Regions from separate parts of the Homo sapiens genome. Here region 2 is linked to region 1. The links are chromatin loops, found by intact Hi-C in ENCODE. Cell type or tissue: heart left ventricle. All regions are shown on one strand.

Region 1 (8,000 bases):
GGTAGTTCTATATTTAGTTCCTTAAGAAATCCCCAAACTATTTTCCATAAAGATTGTACTAATTTACATTCTTACCAAGAGTATACAAGCATTCCCTTTTCTCTGTGTTCTCACCAACATCTGTTACTTTTTTAACTTTTTAATAATAGCTAAATATTCTGACTAGTATAATATATCTCACTGTGGTTTTAATTTGTGTTTCTCTGATGATTAGTGATGGTGAACATTTTTTTTCATGTTTCTTGGCCACTTGTATGTCTTCTTTTCAAAAAGTCTATTCATGTTTTTTGCCCTCTTTTTAGTGGGGTTATTTGTTTTTTGTTGTTGTTGTTGAGGGGAACATTATTATTATAACCTTAAGAAACAGATATGTAATATGTAGGATTACTTGTCCCTACATTAAATTGTGCCTGAGTGCTATACTTTAAAAATTTATGGTGTAGCATTTTCAGTCTTTGTTTCTCCTGAATTTGTCATTATCTCTTGTAGCTGCAATTAGCTAGCAGCTCTGTGTGTTTATTATCAGCGGAAGAAAACAGGGCTAGCTGAAAATTTGTGTTTGAGCAATACTTTTATAACATAAAATACAAGCTTTTCTTAAAATTGATGAAGGAGGTTCATTAAGCCATGTTCCAGGTATATCATCCTTAGCTAATTTCTTTAGGAAAAAAACACTACTGCTAAGTTAGGGATGTGTTTATTATGTCTGTGCTCTCACTTTACCACTAGCACCCATCAGTCTGTGTAAAGTAGAAAAGTTGTTCCTTAAAAGAAGAAAGGATATTCCGGAGTTTATAGACAGGATTGTAGAATGTCTAATAGAGGCAATTCTAAATTAGAACAGGCATTTCATATGTAACAAGTAAGGTTGTAACTTGTTTCTTTTGACTGGACCCTTGGCCTCATTCTTACTCTCTACTGAATGACCTTTTCTAAACAGAAATATAATCATTCTCCATTAAAGTCTTTTTGTTGGTTTCTCATCACAAGAATTCCATCCAGACTCCTCATCGCTGCCTAGTGATCTCACCTGGTTCTTCCCTGACCACGTCTTCCTCCGCTTTCCCTGCCATTCACTATGCTTCAGCTCCATTCACCTCTTTCTGTTTTTCAGAGATAACAGGTTCCGTCCCTTCTCAGGCTTTTACCCACTTGCTGTTTCTTTCTTTCATAGACCTTTCGGTGGGCCCTTTGCACTCTTAGCTCTGATGTCAGCCCCTCAGGACAGCCTTCCCTGACCAACTTCTTTAAAGCAGCTCCTCAGCCCCACTCTAGTCATTCTCTGTCACTGCACACTATTTTATGTCCTTCATGAGCCATGTTTGCTTATATATTTATTTTTGGTCATCCGTCTCTAGAATTTAATATTCTTAAGGGCATTTTATTCACTGATTTGCTCCCAATTTCTACTGTGTTTGACACATAGTAGATGCTTAAAGAATAGTGATTTACTGGCAGTTTGGCTTCTAAGCCTAAAAAGGATAGTTGTCATGAATAAATCATCTTTGGCATTTTCTGTTTAATAGAAAACAATTGAAGATAGAAATATAAAGAATAAAAAGTCAACAAATAATAGAGCATCCAGTGCATCTGCCAGGTAATAAAGTTACCAATATTTGTCATTTATGGGCTTGCATTCTAGCAAAGCTAGTTTTAATTTAACTTTCATAAAGTAAATTTCATTTGGTGTTACTGTATTTTCTTTTTATTTCCATTTCATAAAATGAAAGTAGTTAACTTCATGATAAAACCCCTTGGTTGATGATATTATTTGAAATAAAGTAATTTATAAAAAGTAAGTCTATTACTGATTGTTTTAGTGCCTGGAATGTTTATGCAATACCTTTGCTCTCCAGGATCGTCCTAGGAATATTTTTCTTCTTTCTTAATGTCAGTGATTAGGGATTCTTTGTGCTCCAGACTGCTTCTGGAATAGAGCTTCTTTCTCCTACTTTTCCTGAGACAAGCAATATAAAATGGTAATAAAGCTGAAGTCTAGCAATGATACTTATTCATTATCAAGTATCATTGTCTAACATGAGAAATTGTACTGAAAGCCTTCAGAATCTATGAACTAAGTAGGTTTATTAAAATGATTATCTGTATAGCTTCATTCACACCAATGATAATGAATGCCTAACTCATAAGTGCTAATCAAAAACCTTCTGAATCTTTAAAATTATCGTTAGTCAAATTATCATTAATCAAATAAAACAGAGCTAGCAAGCTTTTTCTGTAAATGGCCAGTTAGTGCATATTTTAGGCTTTGTAGGCGATACAGTCTGTATTGGAACTACTCATTTCTGCTATTTTAACAGGAAAGCAGCCACAGGCAAAACTTAACATGAATGATTACAGCTATGGTGCAATAAACTTTGTATATCAAAACCAATGGCTGGCCAAATTTTCCCACCAATCCCTGATATAGATAGTACTATTCTTTCTAATTTTATATTTGGAATGCTTCATGTAACAAAATGATGAAAGAAAATATTAAAAGAGTGATTATAACCTACTGTATTGTTTTTTCCATGTAACTTGAGAAGTGGTCCATATTTCTTAAGTTTCTAATTACAAATATTTAAAAAGAGCAATCATTTTAAAGCTATATAACTTAAAGTTATAAAATTTAAATTATGTTGAAGGGGACATATTTAAGTTATGTCCCCTTCTACATAATTTAATATTCTTTGTATACTAAGACTGTACATTTTACCTACATCATTTTCAAAGTAATTATAATTTGTTAAATTATAATGTAGTTTCCAATTTTTTTTTTGAGATGGAGTCTCACTCTGTTGCTCAGGCTGGAGTTCAGTGGCATGATCTCTGCTCACTGCAACCTCTGCCTCCTGGGCTCAAGCTATCCTCCCACCTCAGCCTCCAGGGTAGCTATGACTACAGGCATGTGCCACCACGCCAGCTAATTTTTTGTATTTTTGGTAGAGACAGGGTTTCACCATGTTGCCCAGGCTGGTCAACAGCCCAACAGGATGAGCTCAAGTCATCCACCCACTTTGGCCTTCCAAAGTGCTGGGATTACAGGTGTGAGCCATCATGCCTGGCCAGTTTTCAAATATTATACGTGCATATTCTAACAGATCTCTCTTCTACCAAATGCAATTGTAATATTTTGTCTTGATTCATTTGGATCTTTTCAGATTAATGACCTCTGAGTTTTTGAAGAAATCTAGTTCTAAAAGGAGAACTCCATCGACAACTACCTCTTCTCACTATTTAGGGACTTTAAAAGTCTTGGACCAAAAACCTTCACAGAAACAGAGCATAGAACCTGATAGAGCAGATAACATAAGGGCAGCTGTTTATCAGGTAAAAAAGGAAAATATTTTTAAGAGAAGAAGAATGATCACTTTCATAAGCCTACACTGTTTATAAAGAATAAAGTAATCCTGATAGAAAATGATGGTTTAATACTTAAATTTATTGAGAAAGAGTTTCCTTTTAATACATGAGTAATCATATTTTACTAAATTATTTGCTTCCACACTTTGCATAACTGACCATAGTTGTTTTTAAAGAAAGAATATGCCATTGCAATTTATAGAAATACAGCACAAGCCAAAACATTGTAAAGTCTATATATGTTTTCATTTTTTTCTTCTTGAAGTTTATATGAACAAAAGGAGTTATTATGAACAAAAAGTTATTAAATTTTTTCTTTCCTGAGATGTTGTTAGGCGTACATAGGAAAAAGATTGTATTAATTTATTCACAATTCTAAAAGTCTTTTTTTGTCTTTTTTAGAGTAGAATAGTATACTTTAGAAAATTGTACATGTGAATTTCAGAGAAAATGTTAATATAAAGAATTCTAATTCACTTAAGAAATTTTAAATATTATATGACCTTTTTCTTGTTCTTATAGGAGTGGTTAGAAAAGAAAAATGTGTATTTACATGAAATGCACAGAATAAAAAGAATTGAAAGTGAAAACTTAAGGATCCAAAATGAACAGGTATTCTGACATATAGAAGTAAAAATGTTTTGGATTTTTATTTCAGTAAAATATCCCTGAATATATAACTTTTCTAAATCAGCTTTTTAAATGGCAAAATAACTTGTATATTAAAGAAATGATTTCCGGTTTTACTTCTGTTTTACTTTATACATTTTAGTTTGATATAACTGTTTTACATGAAAACAGATTTTAATTTTGTATATGTATAGGATAGCTTTGTTCCTGCTGATTATGAAGTTATTATTGTTTATGAGCACCTAATTCACTTTTAAAAGTTGATTTCATTTAGAACTTAACCAAGAAGGCCAGGTACTGTGGCTCATGCCTGTAATCCCAGCACTTTGGGAGGCCAAGGCAGATGGGATTCCTTGAGGTCTGGAGTTCGACACCAGCCTGGGCAATGTGGTGAAACCCCATCTCTACTAAAAATACAAAAATTAGCCAGGGATGGTGGTGGGCACCTGTAATCCCAGCTACTCAGGAGGCTGAGGTGGCAGGATCACTTGAACCCGGGAGGCGGAGGTTGCAGTTAGCTGAGATCGTGCCACTGTACTCCAGCCTAGGTGACAGAGACTCTGTCTCAAAAAAAAAAAAAAAGGCACGACAAGATAAAGGATCATTAGACACTAGTTAGCCTTCAATTTTCCTCTTTTCTCTCTTGAATTTTATAAGTATCTTCAAGTCCAACCCCTACCTGAACTCTTGATCTGTATCCTTTCCCATTGAATGGAGGTGAACTTTTGTTCCTGTCTCTTCTGTACTGAGTCTCTTCCTCTAACTCCTGCTTGTAATACGCTCAGTTATTTCTTATCTTCTAAAGTCAAACTTCTGGACAAAAACTCCAGTGTGCTGTTCAATACTAAAAATAGATTTAGAAGAAAAATATTTTCCAAGGTGAACTGCACGATAATGCGTCAGTAGTGAAGGGAGCAGCCCTCCAGGGGGCGTGCCTGTCTATCTGTTAACCACGTTCATAGCAGTATGCTGCTGTGGTCAGTGCCATACCCCTTCTCATTTGATTTTCGTAGCTCTGTGAGGTAGATAGTACTTTGACCTCTAAATTATGTTACCCCAATATTAAGGTTTTATGTCATTTAATATTGAACAATAAAGCAAACATAGAATATTATGGGATTAGATTGAAGGAAGTAAAATAATAACATAACTTGCTATACAGTCTCCAACCTATTTTTCAGTCGAGCACATACTTTCAACATTTGGAATACATTTGTGCAGTAAGAACTTTATGTTTTGATACTATTCAAAATTAAGATTTAAACCAAAAATCTGCATCTTACTGCATGGCTTGGCCAATTTGCCTTACTCTAACTTACTTTATAAGCCCATAACTTTACTGATTTTTTTTTCAAATATTTTATTATGAAAATTTTACTATACCACTTAGCCTATTACAGTTTATTTTGATATAATTTGTTTAGTACACTTTCAAAAATAATAGTTGACATCTTTCTCATTAATAGGTCAATATGTGATAAATGTTTTTAGAAAAGGACGTTTTAAAACCAATGAATAATTCAGATAACATTCTTTGTAAATTATCTAAGCCATTCTAAATAAATTACCTACTTTGAAAGTTAATTTCTAAGTATAATGAATATCAGAGGACTAAAGATAAATGTATATGTGTATATTTATATCTAGCCATATTTGTGTCTATGTATATATACATATATATGTATATCACTCTATTATTTTTTCCACTGTAGAAAAAAGCTGCTAAAAGAGAAGAAGCATTAGCATCATTTGAGGCCTGGAAGGCTATGAAAGAAAAGGAAGCAAAGAAAATAGCTGCCAAAAAGAGGCTTGAAGAAAAAAACAAGAAGAAAACTGAAGAAGAAAATGCTGCAAGAAAAGGAGAAGCACTACAAGTATTCAGAACTTTGCACATCTTAATTATTTTAAAACATTTGAAATCCAAATTAATGATTAACCATATTTTTATTTATTTTCAAATATTCACAGTAAGAAAATTATTCTGAACTTTTTCAGGCTTTTGAAAAATGGAAAGAGAAAAAGATGGAATATCTTAAAGAGAAAAATAGAAAGGAGAGAGAATATGAAAGAGCAAAGAAACAGAAAGAGGAGGAAACTGTTGCCGAGAAAAAGAAAGATAATTTAACTGCTGTTGAGAAATGGTAATCCAAAATCATAAATATTTTGATATATTTTAAATTATAGTAACACTTCAGGATTTTATAAAATTTATTTACTTGAAATTTAGTAATGCATTTCAATTTCATTACTGTCAAAGATGTACTAGGGAATCTTTATTATGTATTTTCCTTTAACTCTCCAGTGTTTTATACTATGCTCTATAGGAATGAAAAAAAGGAAGCTTTTTTCAAGCAAAAGGAAAAAGAAAAAATAAATGAGAAAAGAAAGGAAGAACTGAAAAGAGCTGAGAAAAAAGATAAAGATAAACAAGCTATTAATGAATATGAAAAATGGCTGGTAGGTATTATTTGTCAATGCACTTTCGTCTTTTTCATGTACCTTTTGTGTCTTTTCTGTCCCTAATTCTAATTCTATTTGCTCCAGACCTACTGATCATTTCTACCTGGAATCTGCTTTGTTGAATTCAAGCTCTCCTCCTGCATATAGCATATTTTCTTTGACTTAGTCATTTCTATTAATGTTTCTACTATTCCCTCAAACACCCAGGCTGAAAACTTGTTATAATCTTCTTCCTTACCTGCATCCCCACATTTACCATTTACTATTCATGCCCATTCTTCCTTTGCTGTGATTCTCACATCTAACATAGAAAGAAGACAAGTTTACTATTGAGGGTACTACGTGGTGGAACTTGGTCATGACAAAAAGTAACACTGAACTTAATAGTGAGAAAATTATTCCATCTTTTATTCTCTTTTGATGTTTCTGATGACCTCAAGGAGAATCTCTTATTTAGGAATTTTTAATGAAAGAGAGCAGGTTTGAGGTTTAGGAGGAGCAATAGCTAGCTGAACCAGATATGTGTATATATTTGATTTCACTTTACTTATCTTTATAAAAGTTACTTTTTGTTGATGTCAAGCAAAATATTATTTTCCATTTTAGAATATCAATATAAATATGCATTTTGTCCATGTTTATATAAGTAATACATTACTATGAATAAATACTTTACATAAGTAGGTAACACATTCATATGAATAGTTAACATATTCATATGATTCAGCAACCAAAATTATAGTATTTTTGCACTAGAAGTCTATCCAGTCAGGTTTCCTATCAAACTTTAAAACAACTCATACCAATCAACTAAATCATCCAGGTTGTTTTTGATTTGCATTTCTCTGGTTAGAATTGAGCTTGAATATCTTTTCATTTGTATACAGGCCATTTATCTATTATTTTCTCTGTAAATTGTCATTTCATAGACTTTGCACACTTTTCTATTAGATTGTTGGTTTTTTTTCCTTACTGGTTTCTAGAATCTTTTGTTTTGTACTGGGGAAATTAGCCTATCATTTTTTATATGGGTTGCAAATATTTACCCCCACTATATTGTTGGTTTCCCGGCTTTCCTTATAGTATCTCATGCCATGAAGAATTTAAATTTTAGGTGTCAGATTTCTGTTTTTTTTTTTTGGCTTTTGATTTTCAAGCATAGTTGAAAAGACCTACACAATTTGAGATTAAACAGAATTATCTTATTTTTCTTCTAACAACTTTGTGACTTTAATATCTTAATGTTTTAACATTTGTTCTGCTTGGAATTTGCCCTGATACATGGTGGGAAATATGATTTCAACTTTAGTTTTTCCAAATGTATCCTTTATAAAGTAGCCCATTTTTACCCATTGATTTGAGGTGCTACTTCTGTTATATGATACCTTCTCATGTTTTCGGGTCTGTTTCTTAACTTTCTGTTCCATTGGTCAGTCTCGTGATTCCAGTGCCACACTTCCATTATTAGGCTTGATATGTCTAAATATCTGCTTGGATTCATCTCCCTTTATAGTTCTTCTTTCACAGTCTTTCTGACCAGTCTTGTT
Region 2 (8,000 bases), 370 kb after region 1:
CATGCACAATGATTACATGCAAAGTGAACATTGTGATAATACACTTTCATGGTGTCAAATTTGCAAAAACAATGCATAGAACAAATTAGAACTCTGTAAAAGTCTTTACACAATGCGTACTCTAGCACCAGGAATGATGTGAAGATAAAACACAGCATAGTGAATTGGCGCTATGTGTGAAGAGGCACAAGTCATATTCAATTGAATAATTTGGCAGGGGAGATTTCTTGTCCTTTTTGATTGTATTTTCACTTCTGTGATCTTCAAAACACTCTGCACTTGTACTTGGAGAGTGGTTGTGGTCTACAAGTTTTCTAAGTATATGCTGTCCATTTGAAAGTTTGGCTATTGCTTGGCCATTGTAATTAAACAATTTTCTGCTTTTGCAGCACTAATAATAATTTGCTTTTACATGTTTCACCATTAAGTAGTCTCATACACTTACCATATCGCAGTCTTTTTGCAAAGGAACAATTTCACAGGTCTCTCCCATTATGTTATAAGGAGTACAGTAAGAAAGAATGACATTTGCCTTTCCCAATACCAAATCTGTATTAGTTAGGATTCTTCAGAGAGACAGAACCAATAGGTTATGTATATAGATATGTGAGGGGATTTTTAGGGGAATTGACTCATGTGATTAGGGTGTCTGAGAAGCCCCACAATAGGCCATCAGCAAGCTGGAGACCCTGGGATGCTGGTAGCATGGTCTAGTCAAACCCCAAAGCCTCCGACCCAGGGAAGCTGATTGTGTCGTTCTCATTCTGAGGCCAAAACCTCAGGACATGGGGGACTGCTGATGTAAGTCCTGAAGCCCAAAGGCCAGTGAGCCTGGAGATCTGATCTCCAAGGCACCCAGAAGCAAAGTCTGTCCCAGCTCTCAGAGAGAGACCAATTCACTTTCTGAATTTGTTCTCTCCAAGGCCCCTAGCTGACTGGATGGTGTCCAGCAACACTGAGCGCTGATCTGCCCCTACCTAGTCCACTCAGACTCACACATTCATCTCCTCTGGAACCACCCTCACAGACATGCCCTAAATAGTGCTTTACCAGCTTTCCAGATATCCCTTAATCCAGTCAAAATCGATGACACCTAAAATTAAGTCCACAAGTCCACTTCCTCTCAACTTGGCACCCATAGGCATCTCCTTAAAACGTACTTAATTTCCAAATAAAGACAATAACAATGTAATAGTTCCGTCTAACATGATGCAACTATCCTGCATACCAAGAAAACTGATGGATCACTTCCCTAGAATGTGGCTTTCAGAATTTCCACATTGAGAACACATGGGCATAGAGAGGAGAATAAGCACACACCAGTGCCTGTTGGGGAGTGGGGGTGAGGGGAGAAAGCTTAGAGGGCGGGTCAATAGGTGCAGCAAACCACCATGGCACACGCATACCTATATAAAAAACCTTCACATTCTGCAAATGTATCCCATTTTTTTAGAAGAAATAAAGAAAAAAAAGAATTTCAACATTTGAATTTTAATATTTTGGGATTGTGATTTCCAGAATTTTAGATATTAGGGATTTTAGACTTTAGGGATTTTGATCTTTTGTGATTTCAACATTTGGGATTATGGTGTTTGGGATTGTGTCTTTGGGGTTAGGACTGACCCCAGATGGAAACAATATTCTCTGAGCAGTAAAAGTTGCTGGTGGGTAATGGGTGTCCTTAATTATAATTGAGTGTGTTCCAAGAAAACATGCCTTTTGGTGTCATTCTGATTTTTATTTTCCTCCCCATGTGTATCATGTCAAACAAGTAAAGTAAATTTGACACCAACGTTGCAGAAATAAAATAGGTAATACAATATATCCAGTCCCTGTCCTTACTTTCCACCCTTCAGTCCCTGATATAAGGGACTTTTCACTGACATAGTTCTACAGGCTGATTTCAAAAGTCAAGCTCACTTAGAGTACCATTGGACTTTTATCTGATGAATAATGGTATTGGAAAACATCATTCCGCATCTTTTTCTATGCATGATTGCCATGTAGTGCTCACATTTACTATAACACCTCTTCCAAAATCCTGCTGTTGATACTACCAGGCAAGCCTTTCTAAACAGGATAACTCCTGTTTAGAAATCTAAGTCAAGTGGAGAATATTTTAGAAGTAAAGACGCTCCCAGATCTACTGGCCACTTTCAGGTAGTCTTTAAAGGCCTTCAGGTGGTCCTGATCCTCACACAGTCTGGGCAATCACTGCCCTGCCTCACTTTGCTCAGCACCTTGGAAATGTTTGCTGTGGCAACATTTGCTTCTGGAGCACTTTTCAAGTGTCCACTGCAATAGAATGGAGGACTGTAGAGAGATTTCAGATCTCATGTAAATAGAACATAAGTTCTCTAGATACATTCTCTTCATTCTTCTTCATCCTTCCCATGTTCCCTTTGCTTAGGACTGCCTGAGACTTTATTATAACAATCCCACAAGTGCCTTGAACAGACTATGGGAAGGAGGATGAAGGAAGAAACAGAACATACATACATGTATGAAGTATCAAAAACAAACAGAAAAATAGAAACCTTAAAAAATTGTGTGTGCCAGATACTTTGCGAATTTTATTCCATTTAACACTAAGAGGTGAACTATTATCATCAACCTGATTTTACCTCTGGGGTAAGAACTATTCAGTACATTACAGGGTTATGTAGCTCCCTGAGTTGTAAAATGAGGAACTGGACCAGGCAGTATAAGTTCAGTAACCACATGCTGAACCTCTAAGCTGTCGTGCCACAAAATAGGGCAGGACAGTCAAACCGAGACATTTCAGCACTGGGTGTGAGCTAGGGGAGCAGACACAGACCACCATGGTTTCTCACCCAAGCAGTAAGATGGACTGAGGTTGGGCACCTTCAAGAATCATGGAAGCGTAATAGAGGAGGGAACATCCCTAGTCAGTTCCTGCTTCCAAATCTCAGGTCTGGGGAACAGAGTACATCTTTGCTCCCATTAGTGAAAATAACTTTATTTGAAAAAAAAAAAATCCCTGGTAAATATGGAACCACCGCAGGTGCCCTTCTAAGACTAATGAGCAACAGGACCCATCGGATAGCTCTGTTTCTGGGGAATCACTGCAGGTTGGACCGGAGTAGCAATAAGTACCAGTCAAAACTCAGCAGATGTGATTTCAGCCTCTTTTCTGTGGAGACACTGTGTGCCCAAGTGCAGCACTTAGTACTTCTGTGTTCCGGACCCTGCTCACAGCTGAGAGAACAGTAAATAACATAATGATTTATTAAAAACAGACACGTGAAGAAGTCACTCAATTCTTCAGGCATGTTAGGAGGGAATGGATTTACTTAGGAAGAGAAAGGAATTAATACCTGGAACATGTGTGTCAGGCCAGTCCCAATTTGGGGAGAAGTTAGAAAAATCTCACTTGACCAAAGGACTCTTCAAAATGTAACTTTGAAGATGTAATGGTTATTAAATTAAAATGCACTATTTTTGTGCATGCCTTTTATGTACCACAGCAACTCATTTCCTTTAATGTTCAAGCACTATTGTTACAACACATCTTGACTAGAATTTCTGTGGCCCTTGTGCCAGAAATACTCATGACACAAAAGGTCTGGGTTATTCACGGCCATCACAATTCTTTTGGTTACCATTTCTATTCCGAAACGCAGGAAAATTCCCCTTTCAACGTCCCAGGACACAGACACCCATTTTTCAGAATGCAAAACATAATACAGCAGAGAAGAGGCTTATTGGAATAGAAGAGAGAAGAGAGCAGGGGAAGAGAAAACCCTTTTGTAGACATTCCCTTAATGAACTGTAAAATCTGAAAAAAAGTGCAGATACAATAAAATTATATCTAATCATGAACATGCCTGATGTAAAATACTACTTTTTTCTTTTTTGCTATTTTTACAGGGTCATTTTCCAGTTTACAGAGAACAATACCCAGAAGTGTCAACACACTTGTTCTGCCCTCCCCTTTCCTTCATTTTCCCTTACTTTTCTTTTGCTCCTGCACGTCACCTCACTCCACTCGCTCTAGGCCCTTGGTTCATTTCTGCATCCAACCTTGTGGCCAAACCTGGTGAAATCCCCTCGTGGTCCTGTCCTGGGAGGGCCAAAACTGGCAGAACTTTACATTCTTTATGGTAGACTATCAAAAACAAAAAAGCTTTTCTTATGATATTGTCTCTCAAAATAGCCCCAATGAATATGTATGCTAAAATTAGTACTCACTTTCCATCAAAAATAAGACAGAGAAGAAACAAAAAGGTAAAGGGACAAAGACCACATAACCAAGAAAAGCAGCATCAACACAAAGTCCCATAACTTCCCACAGCCCGCGCCTCGGTGCCCTTCAATGAGGATTTCCAAATGTCCCTTGATGAGAAACTGTTTTCAAACCTGCATCCTCTGGGCTCAAGTTCCTCGCCTCCAAAAAGTCTGCTGCACTGCCCTCTGCTGGAACATCAGTTCACCATGCTGGGATTCTCAGGTACCTGCGCTCTCTCAGTAACAATCTCTGCCCTTTCCAGTGGGCACAACTTGACCAGAAGTGCCACCCTTTGTAGGAACACTTAGCCGTTTAAGGTTGAGCTACTCATGATTATCAGAAGCTCATGTAAAATGGGGTCTCCGTGAGTCCTTATTTGGGGAATGGTCAGAGGAAGCAGGGCTGAGGAAGGGGAGAGAATGAGACAGGGAAGGAGGAAAAGCCAGTACAAGGGCGTGTCATCAAGGGGCTGCAGTGGGCAAAGGTGCTTGATTCCACAGGATCTCAGAGAAGCACATGGACTCTCACCCCGCATTGGTCAAGGGTTGCCCCACAGAATAATCTTCTCTGCACTTCAGGACCCCTCTTGTGAGCAAGAGCTGATCTACCTCCCTTGACTTTGGAGAAAGCTCTGAGGCAGAGATACAAGAGGAAATCAACTAAATTGACTATATCAAACACGTTCCTATGTACCCATACCCCACAAAAAAAAAGAAGTGTGTGCCATAAAATGTGAAAAGACTCATAATTTTGTTTCTGAAATTACTATCCAGTTGAGATTGCAATTTTTGTTATCTTCTTTTATTCATTTTTAACTGAAACATAATAAATGTGTATACACAATTACGAGATACAATGTGATGTTTTGATCTATGTATACAGTGGGAAGATTCAATCAAGCTAATTAACTATCCATTACCCCACCAATTTATCATCTTTTTGTGGTGAGAATGTTAAAATTTATTAGCAATTTTGAAATATAGAAAACATGATTATTAACCGTGGTCAATTTTGATATTGTAACTTCTATTTTATGTTTTTAAATTGATTTTCTAAGTCTTAAATATTTTTAAGGTTTCAAATATTTTAGCCAAATAGATAAAACAGCTCTGAAAACCCCTCAAAAACGGTTAAGTAGGAACAAAAGCTACCACTCTATCTCACCCTTTAACAGTTGCAGACAGATACTAAGAATTCAAATTCTCTGAAACTGGTAATACACACCCTAACAACAGGCAGCAACCATTCCCAGTGCTAGCAGACATGGAACAAGAACGCTGTAGGGCAGGAAGAAAATGATCAGAGAAATAAAATAACAAAAGTAGGATAGAATAAAGGACAGGCCAGGAAAGAGATATTTCTATCAATTTTACCTGGTGAAGACTCAATAATTTTCTGGTAAAATGAAATTATAAACAACCATAGATGATTGATATAATTATCATAATCCATTTAACTATTTTCTTAACCGTTCAAAATTCTGATTCTTAAATGTTGGTTTATGTTTCCAAATTAATTTTTGGGCTTTCTTTCTTTTTTTATTTTTTAATTTTTTTTTGACGGAGTCTCGTTCTTTCACCCAGGCTGGAGTAAAATGGCACCATCTAAGCTCACTGCAACCTCTGCCCCCCAGCTTCAAGTGATTCTCCTGCCTCAGCCTCCTGAGTAGCTGGAATTACAGGCACCCACCACCATGGCCGGCTAATTTTTGTATTTTTAGTAGAGACAGGTTTCACCATGTTGGCCAGGCTGGTCTTGAACTCCTGACCTCAGGTGACCCGCCCACCTTGGCTTCCCAAAGTGCTGGGATTACAGGCATGAGCCACTGCACCCAGCCTGGGTTTTCTTTATAAAGAAGGATTCAAAGTCAGGAACCCTTCCAGGCACTGATAAAGAAAACTAACAACTTTAAAAGTGTGTTCTTCAGAATAATGAGCAAGAAAAGCTTTTGTCTGCTTCTCTTTTATAATATACTCATACTGAGGACCTAGCTGTCTCTTTTATTCTCTGGTTTACAGGTTTCTCCAACAGTATTTCTCATTCTCTACCATCTCCAGTAGAGGTTGAGAGGATCATTAACCATCTTTAAATAAATAAATCACCAGTGGTACACATGTGAAAAGAGCCTTAGCTGCATACACGTGTCTGCATTTTAGAAGTCTGTCCTTGAGATTCTGATTAAATTCATATTTGAAACTGCTCTTTATTTCATCTGTCCTTGGACACTTAACCATTGAAGAGATAATATCTCTTCCAAAAAAATAAAAGTCTGATAAAATGGAGAATCATTTTTAAAACTGCTATCTACACAGACTTTGAAGGTATAAATAAACATTCATTCACCAATATTTTCATATTAGGCCAAATTTCTTCTTCTAGTTTATCACATCACTAACAGAGCCTACCATGTCAAGGTTCATTTTTCTTTAAATAGTAGTGAGAACTTAAAAGATGATGAAGCAATCTAAAGATAGAATCCATTTGGTTTTTAAAATTATTTTTCTCCCAAATCTGTTGCAACTTTCTCACTGACACCAATTTGACAGCAATTGAGGGCTGGGAAATATCTGACTTCTAAAATTTTGTCCATTCCTTTTTCTCTTTTATTTCTGCCAATTCAATTCCATCTACTTCACAAAATCCAGTTTAAAACTTACTTCCTCAAGTGTTTGCATAGATCTCTTCATTACTTGTTTCTCCTTCAATATGTTTGCACCGTGTTGCTCTGAATTCCACCAGTCTGTTGTTTTGTATATGTTCTTGTTTTATGTATGCATGTTTTTTTTCCCTAGCACATCGGGTTTTTCAAGATAGCAATGGACAATATGCACCAAGAAAGCATTTTGGACTGCTGGTCATGACACTTGTGAGGGGCAATATTGACTTGGTAGGTCCACTCATGATTTTCCTTTAATAAAATTAAATAGAATAGGAAATATCAGAGTGGAACACAAGTAGTAAGTACATGAATGATTTCATAAAAGTGTTTTTTAGTTTTATATGCCTGTGCATGATTGTGTAAACTATATCACAGTATATATTTTGTGAGTTACAGAGGAAAAATTTAAAAGCCACCAACTTAGGGCATTGATGCTCAAATAGTTTTTAGCCAGCAAATGCTTGTTGGTAGCCTTTTAAAAATTACTGCTCAATATAAAAATTTAATTTCTTCATCTGCATTGTTTATAAAATATTAATATATCCAAATATATTTATCAATATTATTTTTTCTAGCTACTGTAGATACAATAGAGGGAAAAAAAACCTCAGTTCTTTTCTTCATAGAGTCTATACAGAAGTGGAAAGAACAGGCAAAAAGGAAATTTTAATTCCATATATAATATGGCACAAAATCAGGAAGCCATGAGAGCATAAAGTGCTCCTAACTCTGTCTCCCAGGAATTGGTTTTTAACAATCTTAAATCTTTAGAAAATCCTAATCTGTAAGAATGTCAGATTTTTAGCCAAGAATCCATTCTATGTGAAGACCAAGCATCATGTCAGGATACACACTGGGAACTCAATTTGGACTAACTAGCCTAGCAGTCAGGTTCCAAATTGTTGAAGGTTTCATGACCTACTCACTCTTCTCCACTCACTTTTTTCTGAAGACAAAAAAGAAATGGCCGGGCATGGTGGCTCATGTCTGTAATCCCAGCACTTTGGGAGGCCAAGGCGGGCAGATCACAAGGTCAGGAGTTCAAGACCAGCCTGGCCAACATGGTGAAACTCTGTCTGTACTAAAAATACA

The links. Hi-C counts contacts between places; a loop is a spot of excess contacts. Peaks named below come from ENCODE experiments on the same cell type or tissue, not always from the same donor. Only the 100,000 strongest peaks of a DNase experiment are listed, where the experiment ranks them.
Region 2: a loop joins it to region 1, with 7 times the contacts of the local background. A loop is called at or near these places in 47 of 110 quality-filtered maps.

What each region holds. Positions count from the first base shown.
Region 1 is chr4:155,351,046-155,359,045 of GRCh38, reverse strand. It overlaps MAP9 (microtubule associated protein 9), which reads left to right. Exons shown (of 14, transcript NM_001039580.2): 8 at 1,527-1,597; 9 at 3,162-3,330; 10 at 3,886-3,975; 11 at 5,706-5,867; 12 at 5,989-6,134; 13 at 6,318-6,450. MAP9-AS1 (MAP9 antisense RNA 1) reads right to left here and starts at 4,830. Exons shown (of 3, transcript NR_125937.1): 1 at 4,673-4,830; 2 at 1,844-1,957. In heart left ventricle, a CTCF peak has its summit at 4,906 (motif pointing right); a DNase peak (open chromatin) is centred at 4,905.
Region 2 is chr4:154,979,089-154,987,088 of GRCh38, reverse strand. No RefSeq gene overlaps it. Among named protein-coding and RNA genes, the nearest start is that of RBM46, 200 kb to the right of the region's middle. In heart left ventricle, a CTCF peak has its summit at 4,461 (motif pointing left); a DNase peak (open chromatin) is centred at 4,428; H3K27me3 peaks cover 400 bases.